2 separate regions of the Homo sapiens genome follow, and region 1 is linked to region 2. The links are chromatin contacts, found by Hi-C in ENCODE. All regions are on one chromosome and are shown on one strand. The core of a region is the stretch at or near the end of the contact, and the rest is flanking DNA. Distances in the headings are between cores, read along the strand shown.

Region 1 (4,067 bases), core at 312-2,811, 270 kb before region 2:
TGAGCCACTGAGCCCAGCACTTTTTAATTTTACATAATATGGCTCCCATTCTATAAATGGGATTTTGTAAAACCCATTTGTATTTCTATTCCATCTACACAGAAAATCTTAATGGACATGGTTAAATTTGACTCTGACCCTAGGAAAGAAAATTGTACAGCCATTAAAAATCTTAAGGACCCTTTAGTGACAAAATGACATCAGACAGTGCTTACAGTATTAATATTAATAAAGGGGAAAGCAGGAATCCAACTAGTGTTCAGAAAAATCTGGAAGGATGTGCAACCCAACGTTAACCTGGAGGGTATTTGTGAGGGTGGGATGTGAGGGGAGAGTGGGGAGGGAGTTCAGATTGACTTTTCAAGAAATTTGATTCTTTTCCAGTGACCATTTTATATGCAAAGAAATCAGAAGAAAGTGCATAGAAAACAGGGCACAGTCAAAAGACAGGAAGGAAATACCGTATTTCCTTGATTCTAATTTCCTACTGCCTGCACGACGCACCTTCGACTTATTAACCACTTTTGAGGGGAAAACAAAACAAAACAGAAAAAACATTACATTAAATGTATGGACTGTTTTCTTTTTTGAGACAAGGTCTTGCTCTGTCACCCAGGCTTGAATGCAGTGGTGCGATCTCGGCGCACTGCAACCTCTGCCTCCTGGGCTCAAGCCAATTCTCCCACCTCAGCCTCCCGGGTAGCTGGGACCACAGGCACATGCCAAGCACACCAGGCTAATTTTTCTATTTTTCACCATGTTGTCCAGGTGATCGCCTCAAGTGATCCACTCGCCTCAGCCTCCCAGAGTGCTGCGATTACAGGCATGAGCCACTAGGCCTGGCCTTTAAATCTATGGATTGTAAGACAAGTCCTGGATTTCTAGAAACCAGAGTTATCTTATAATGGGAGAAATATGGTACTGGTCAAAATGTTAGCAGGTGGCATATTCTTCTTTAACACTTTCCAATTTTCTCAAATGAGCATAGCTTAACTATTTTTTCCTTTAATAAAAAAGGTGCTAGTCAACACTGCATCCTGACTTCAAGACAGATGTCAGATTCAATACAAATTATATGCACGTGACCATCAGCAAGAAAGTGGCCGGGGAAGCCAGATAGAGCTGGCACAGCCTTCGTATGCCTGCTCCTATTTTTCCAACATTCAGAGTTGAGACCAGCTGCTAGAAAGCTGGGTGGGGTGTGGGGCAGCAGGGGTGGCTGACTCTCCCAAGAAGTGGTCCCACCAGCAGAGGCAGCGGGTGCTGCCATGGGGACTCATTCCCACCTGGTTGCGTGTTGTTGGGTTTGAGGCCCTCGATCCCAGTGGGCTTGAAGCCCCCGTGGGCCCACTCCAACATGGGCTTCAGCTGGTCCTCCAATGAGTCTCCAGGGCTGCTGGGGAAGGTCTTGCCAGCTCGCACCCTAGCTTTCTGCAAAGGCAGAGTCTGTGATGAATGGGGGGGTGGGGAGGAGGTGCTCGCCAGGCCACACCCAGGGATTCCCCCAGCCAGGGCCTACATTCCCCTTCACACTGGGCCCTTTCATAGCCAGACAGCTGTCCTGGGCTGTGGTATGTGACAGAGGAAGGAGGGGCCTGTGCAGGGAGAGGCCTCGGAAGGGGGGTTGTGGTTAAATCTTTTCATGCAGGCACCAAATAGGATCTCTTCCCCCTAGGGAATGTCAGTGGTCACCTCCCACTCAAAAGGCAGACATATCAGAATTAACTCTACCACCAAGATATAGAAGCCCCAGCCAGCACTATCTCATCTCCTCTGTATCTTATATAAGGCGGCACTAGATTTCTTGTTTTATCTCCCTAAAGATGGGGACATTAACTTGTGTCCTACATGAAGGACCAAGGATTTCAGTGTCTAATGAAGCCTTTAGCAATGAGAAGAGGTTGGCTCTTAAATGCTGAACAAAGGTGGGGGGAAAAAATCAAGGTGAAGGGAGAAACAGGGTATAATGGTTCATAGGGGATAAGACGGCCCACAGATAGAAGACAGCTGGCCTCCACTGCTGTCTTGCTGTGAACTCCAACCCTCATAAGAAGGCTCTGAGGTCTCTGGAAAAGCACATTCACTGATACGAATATTGCACCCCTAACTGCCCGTGCTCTTTCCTTCTGATTCAGTTAGTGGTCCCAATAAGTGGCAGCTGGGATGTCTCAAATCCCTTTGTTGGGAGGCCCAATCCGGTGGCCATCATGTTATGTTGTCATTTACCTCCTCCCTGGCCACCCTGTCCCCTCCAAACCACCCTTGGCAACACTGAGCTAGGTTTCTGTGGGTCTCTTGCTTCATCCCTGCTCTCAGGGCTTAGCCCTCATTCCCTCATCCCATGTTACCTCCAGAGCATGGTACATGGCTTTTCGATAGGAGACGAGCTTATTGAAGGTGGCCAAATTAAAGTGCTGGCTGAACAGCCCCAGTGCCACCAGTTTGTCTGCAGAGACCTAAAAGAGAAAGACATCATCAACATCCACCTACAGGTGTGTCCCAGGTGCCATGTCTATCACAATGTTGTCCATCAGATGCAGAAGATTTTCACACACTTTAACCAAGAGACCATTCCTGGGGATAAAGTCCACAGACATCTATTTGAAAGGAAGGAAAGAAAAAAGCAGAAAAATAGAAATGGCAGAGTCTCAACACACAGATATCCAGAACCTTGTTAGGTACGACACTTCCACTGTGGAAAAGGAGGATACTCTGAATGAAGGCAATTAGGCGAACCCTGTGTTTGTATACATTTTCCAAGCAGGTGTCCCTGGTGTGGACCCCTGAGGCTCAGTCCTAATATTCTCTGTGGCTGCTCCAGCATTGAGGGTTTGCACATATTCCTTCTTTCCTAAGCATGATAATTGTTTACTCTTTACCCTTTTATTAAAATGAGTTCACCTAATGAATGTGTTTAGAAAACAGTGCTCGACACAGCACCTTTCACTTGTTGTGATTATTTAACTTTAGTTCTTGTGATTTAATCCATATTCCACAAGTCTCCTGATGTACCAAGTCCCTGGACCAAGCATGAACTGACTGAGTTGCCAGTGAGAGAGAAAATGGCCATTCAGGGATGCTAATCAGAACTGAAAGGCCAGACGTAGTGGCTCAGGCCTATATTCCCAGCACTTTGGGAGTGGGAGTTGAGAGGATCGCTTGAGCCCAGGAGTTCGACTAGCCTGGACAACACAGCAAGACCCCATCTCTACAAAAACTTTTAAGAGCCAAACACAGTGGTGTGCACCTGCAGTCTCAGCTGCTCTGTTAAGGCAGAAGGATTGCTTGAGCCCAGGTGATTGAGGCTGCAGTGAGCCAAGACAGTGCCACTGCACTCCAGCCTGGGTGACAGTGAGGACCTCATCTCTTAAAAAAAAAAAGGAACTGAAAGACACAGGGAATGTTCTAGTCTCCGTAAAGAGTGCTCACACTCATGCAAACCTCCATTTTATCACGGAATGCCTGATTTCCTATATGGGGGTGTGACCACCACTGGGGAGAAAACACTGTGGCTCTGGTGGGGGGAAACCGCTCCAACACAAGTGCTGGTTCCAGCGCCCAATAGCTCCAATACAACCCAAACAGCGTACACATGCTGAGCAGGCACTTGCCCAGGCCAGACCCAGGTCCCATATTGTCATCTCATCCCCTAATGCTGACAGCCCCACACTGCATTGTATTAGCCTCAGACTCTATCTTGCAAAGTGCATTTTATGTCTCGATGGGGCAAAGCAATTGCAAACAATCCATCTTCCTTCACTTGAGTTACTGCTCTCCCATCCCTGGAAGCAGCTGCCTCACTGCCAGCATGGGCCCAGGACTTGTCCTCCCTCTGCTGGTCACAGCAGGCAACTGCATGCAGGGGCTCTCCTACAAAGGAGACTCCACACCCAATATATTATTGTAGCCCTTGGGAAACTTCAATTAGCTCATGGCAAATGGCCCCATGGTAGCTCAATTCCTGGGAAAAACAGAATCTCTGCTTGAGCTGAATCCCAGGAATGTACAGTCCTTCCTTCAATCCTGCCTGGCTTGCTTCTGCTGCAACTTGCCCAATGACCTTAGGC
Region 2 (4,379 bases), core at 293-2,792:
GATGAATCAGAAGATGCCTGCTGAAGGTTGCAGGGGGAGGGTTTGTCATCCTCTATACAGGTCCCTACGGCAGTGCAGAGCTGGGCTGGACTCTGCGCTTTATTGACTCCCCAGGGAGCTCTAAGCCAGGCTTGCAGACAATCCAGCCTTGTGGGGCAGGGCTTCCCTCCCTGGCCCTCAGGCAGTTCCAAGGACTTCTCACCTGTCAGCCTTCTATCCTCCCCTTCCACCCATCAATGGGACCCAGGGCCAGAAGGTGTGTGCTCAGCACTCCCCTCCCTGTGGCACGCCAGCCAGCCTTTGCACACTGCTGGGGTCCCTGCCAAGGCCAGGATAAATGTGGCCACCACTCTACCCCTGGAGAGGGAGCCATTCCTATTCCCTCAGCTGGCCAGGCAGCAAGAAGGGCCCTGCCCATCCTGTGTGCAGCCCTCAGCAGAGCAGCCAGGCCAGGAGGACCCCCTGAGCCCTTTAAAAAATATTTCTCTGCCCATTGGCAGGTGAGCAGGCAAGCTTTGGGTAGCTTAGTAGGGCTGCCCTCATGGTAGGGACCTGGCCCTCTTCTCCCAGCTGACTGTGCAACCCTCCCCCGGGCCCTCCACTGAGCTCTCCTGAGGCCTGACCTAGGGTGCCACGTCTCAGGGGAGCCGAGGGGCATCTGTCGGCCCAAGTCAGCCACAGCCCTCTGCTCTGCCTAGCACACGCCCTTCCCTCCTGCACACTTGCTCCTGCAGCTGCCACCCTTCAGCCAGACATCTCTCTCCAGACCCAGCTGGCCTGAGAGGAACGTGCCCCCAGACTTCCAGGCAGCCCTGGGCTGCTCTGCTGAGGGCTGCACACAGGATGGGCAGGGCCCTTCTTGCTGCCTGGCCTACTGAGGGCACAGGAATGGCTCCCTCTCCAGGGGTAGAGTGGTGGCCACATTTATCCTGGCCTGGGCTAGGGATGAAGCTCTCTGTGTGCATGGCAGAAAAGCCCCATCCCTCGGACCTGACACCTGACAAGGACCAGCTGCATCCCTGATGTTGCTCTCCCATCCGCTGCTCCAGTCAGAGACACTGGGGTTTGCCCTTGTCCCTGACCTCCAGAGGAAGGCAATCAGACAGGGAATTTGGAAGGGAGATAACTCATCAAGGAGCCTGCCTGCTCCACAGAGCATCAAATCAGCTGAGAAATAACAATTGTGTCACCAAAATTAACTTCGCATTTGCAGCTGGCAAGAGTGGCCCCTGGACTCTGCCAGTGGGCTGAGCTGGAAGCTGTGCCTGAGCTGGTCCTCCAAGAGCCCAGCCACAGCCTGGGACACCCCAAGCCTTCTGCATCCCCCCACAACTCCACTCCCCAGCCCCGCCCTAGCCCACCTCTACCCTCCAGCCATCACAGAGATGGAGAAGGACATTCGTGCATTTCTAAAGGAGCAAACCCCTGCAGTTGCTGTGGGAAGGCGGGGCCAAGCGCAGCGCAGAGCAGCCCCTCACCCTTGGCCAACTTTCCCAGCCCGGCTGCGGGCTGCGGCGAGGACAGCGGAACGCTTGGGTGATGCTGCCCCTTAGTGGAGAGGTGCGGGAGGACCCAGGCTCCAGGAAGCACATGGAAAACCAGTAACTGGGCAGTCTCAGCCCAGGGAACCTGGGACTGAAGGGACTCTTTGGCCCCACCAGACAGCTAAATCAGGGTCAGTGGCTTTTCCAAAACCCAGAGCAAGAGGAAAGGGCTGGACACCTAGGCCCACAGCCACTTCTTCCCCACTCCCCCACCCAGCCCTTTTTTCATGTTCCCTCCCTTCTTTGTGTCTCTCCCCCAGCCCTCTGCATCCCTGTCCTCCTCCTCAACTAGGGGAGGCCTTCTGGAGGCAACTGTGGAGTGGTGTGACCTGGAACATGGGGTTTAGTCTGGCACTGCCTTGAAAATTCCTTGTGACCTTGGGGAGTCAGCTCACCTCTCCAAGCCATAGTTGCCTGGAACATGGGGGTCCTGCAGAGCCTGTCTAGTTTGAAAAGTCTGATGCCTGGTACTAGCCCTTCACAGCTCTTCCTAAGAAGGTTCTTGACCTGTCAGTGATCACAGGAGATGGCTTGTAGGACCTTTGGTTCTGTGTATGGGCCTGGGGCAGTGAATTTATCTGTGGGTCTCAGTCTATCCATCTCTAAGAGGGGAACTGCTCACCCTACGCTAGAGCAATGTTTGTAAGCCCATTTTTTTGTAGCAGCAATAAAATGTTCTGAGGAATGTTACTTATTAGAATATAGGTTAAAGACTAGATAATGTTTAAAGGGTTTGCTTTTTCAATTTTTAACCTCCTTTATTGCGATTTTTAAAACAAATGGTTTTCCACAAAAGTACTGTCTCATTGCCACAGCTGAGAATCCAGGACACCTGTCCCTTGCTCCTCAAATCCCTGACTTTCCTTGCAAGAGCCGAAGCACCTGCCACCAAAGCTCAGACCTTGGTGACCCCATGGCCAAGTTGCCTCCCCACAGATCCATATAACAAGCGAAGCTCTTCTCTCCTCCAGATCGCAGAGACCTATGCCTTCCTCCCGAGAGAGGCCGTGACCCGGTTCCTGATGAGCTGTACGGAGTGTCAGAAGAGGATGCACTTTAACTCCAATGGCCTGGAACCCAAAGGTAGCAGGGGTGGCGTGCTGGAGGGCTAGGGCGGGGGCCATCTAAGAGTGGACTGTCCCTGAAGACGCCAGCTTTTGCTGGCACAGAAAAGTGTCCAGCAGCTGTTGTTGCTAGTCCCAGAGGCCAGTATGGGTCCGTGGTGCTGCCCAAAGCGCCTTGTTTTGTTTCGTTTAACTTTTTTTAAATCTCAAATTTCACTTAAAAACCAACCATACAAAACAAAAAAGTGAACAACATGTTTCCCCTGCCTTGCAAGGCCCCGGCCAGCCCCTTTCCTCCCAGCCGGATTCCAGTTGGGAATGGCCAGCCTGCCCCGTTCTCAAAGTTCCATCCATGCCTCCCACTGCTTCTCCATGCACGAGGGTCTGGCCTGTACCCTCCCTGAGACGTGTGCATGCATCCTCCCACCCACATACCTGTTAATGATACATCTTCCCTGGTGCTTGTTTCCACCCTGTGCACACCCATGTGGCCTCTGATAAGTAAACCCACGGAGTACTGATGATAATTTTTTTTTTTTTTTTTGAGACAAAGTCTCGCTCTGTCGCCCAGGCTGGAGTGCAGTGGTGCGATCTCGGCTCACTGCAAGCTCCGCCTCCCGGGTTCATGCCATTCTTCTGCCTCAGCCTCCCGGGTAGCTGGGACTTCAGGTGCCCACCGCCACGCCTGGCTAATTTTTTTTGTATTTTTAGTAGAGATGGGGTTTCACCATGTTAGCCAGGATGGTCTCGATCTCCTGACCTCATGATCTACCCGCCTTGGCCTCCCAAAGTGCTGGGATTACAGGTGTGTAATCTGCACCCGGCCGACTGATGAGAATTTAAAATGACCAGGGCAGGCTGGGCACAGTGGCTCATGCCTGTAATCTCAGCAGTTTGGGAGGCTGAGGTGGGAGGATTGCTTGAGCCCGGGAGGTGGAAGCTGCAGTGAGCCATGATCATGCCACTGCACTCCAGCCTGGGTGACAGAGTTAGACCCCATCTCAAAAAACAATAAAATAAAATGCCCAGAGCACTTGTGACCACCAAAGGTGATCCCTTGGACTGACGTCCATGCCCTCCAGCTCTGTCCTGCCCAGTGAGACCAGCAAGGACCTCACTTCAGCACCCCCGCACCCCCTCAAACTGAACATCCCAGAGGCCTCCAGGAAATCTGGGGGCCCATCTGTTTGCAGGTGGCTTTGGCACATTGAGACGGCCCAGCACATTTGGCTGGTACAATTATAATGCTGCCCTGAGAAATGGTGCCCAGGTGGGCGATTTATCAGGGTTTCCAGGACTGCCTGGTGCATCATGCCAGCTCCCGGGCATCGGGCCTGTGGAAGTTGCTGAAGTCAGGCCCGAGGATGGAAACAGACTCGAATGAAGGGCGCGCCGTTTATCCGGGTGGCACTCAAGTAGCATCCATTGAATCTGGGGAAGGAAAAATCCACAGCAAAGCCTGAGCAGACAACAAAGGATTGGGAGCATGGGCGTCAAGCGGGGCTTTCTGCTTGTGTTCATTGTCCCTGACACACGTGAACGGCTTCTGACAGCAGCTGACTCACCAAATCCAGAGGCTTCCATGCCCTTGGGAGCCATCAGGCCACGGCTGTTTCATTGGGCACATGGGCCAACTTCAAAGCACGAGGGGCAGGAATGGATCTAGTTAATCCCTCATAAATGCTGGTTCCCATGTTAAGAACAGGGCTCCAGGGCTGCACTACCATTCAGCTGCTGTGTGTCCTGGGCAAGGGACTTCATCTTTCTGAGC

What was found. A loop is a pair of places that touch in the nucleus more often than their neighbours do. Pooled maps may share reads with other maps.
Region 1: a loop to region 2 is called in a map of astrocyte of the cerebellum, with 3 times the contacts of the local background. The contact joins two enhancer-like sites. A Hi-C loop is called at or near these places in 6 of 168 maps with a recorded cell type or tissue (HAP-1, astrocyte of the cerebellum, heart right ventricle and 2 more), 1 of 37 single-sample maps with no recorded cell type and 6 of 50 pooled maps.

The regions. Positions count from the first base shown.
Region 1 is chr20:32,789,990-32,794,056 of GRCh38, reverse strand. DNMT3B (DNA methyltransferase 3 beta) reads right to left here. Exons shown (of 23, transcript NM_006892.4): 8 at 2,349-2,456; 9 at 1,287-1,431; 10 at 462-521. Among named protein-coding and RNA genes, the nearest start is that of MAPRE1, 28 kb to the left of the region's middle. RefSeq lists enhancers at 3,589-3,728, 2,891-3,820, 3,821-4,067. Within about 2 kb of position 1,561, at least 2 of the 41 ENCODE cell types and tissues checked have a DNase peak (open chromatin) inside an H3K27ac peak, as active enhancers do.
Region 2 is chr20:32,519,059-32,523,437 of GRCh38, reverse strand. NOL4L (nucleolar protein 4 like) reads left to right here. Exons shown (of 11, transcript NM_001256798.2): 3 at 2,516-2,627. It overlaps LOC101929698 (a long non-coding RNA gene), which reads right to left. Exons shown (of 3, transcript NR_110619.1): 3 at 3,153-4,039. Among named protein-coding and RNA genes, the nearest start is that of NOL4L-AS1, 40 kb to the left of the region's middle. Within about 2 kb of position 1,542, at least 5 of the 41 ENCODE cell types and tissues checked have a DNase peak (open chromatin) inside an H3K27ac peak, as active enhancers do.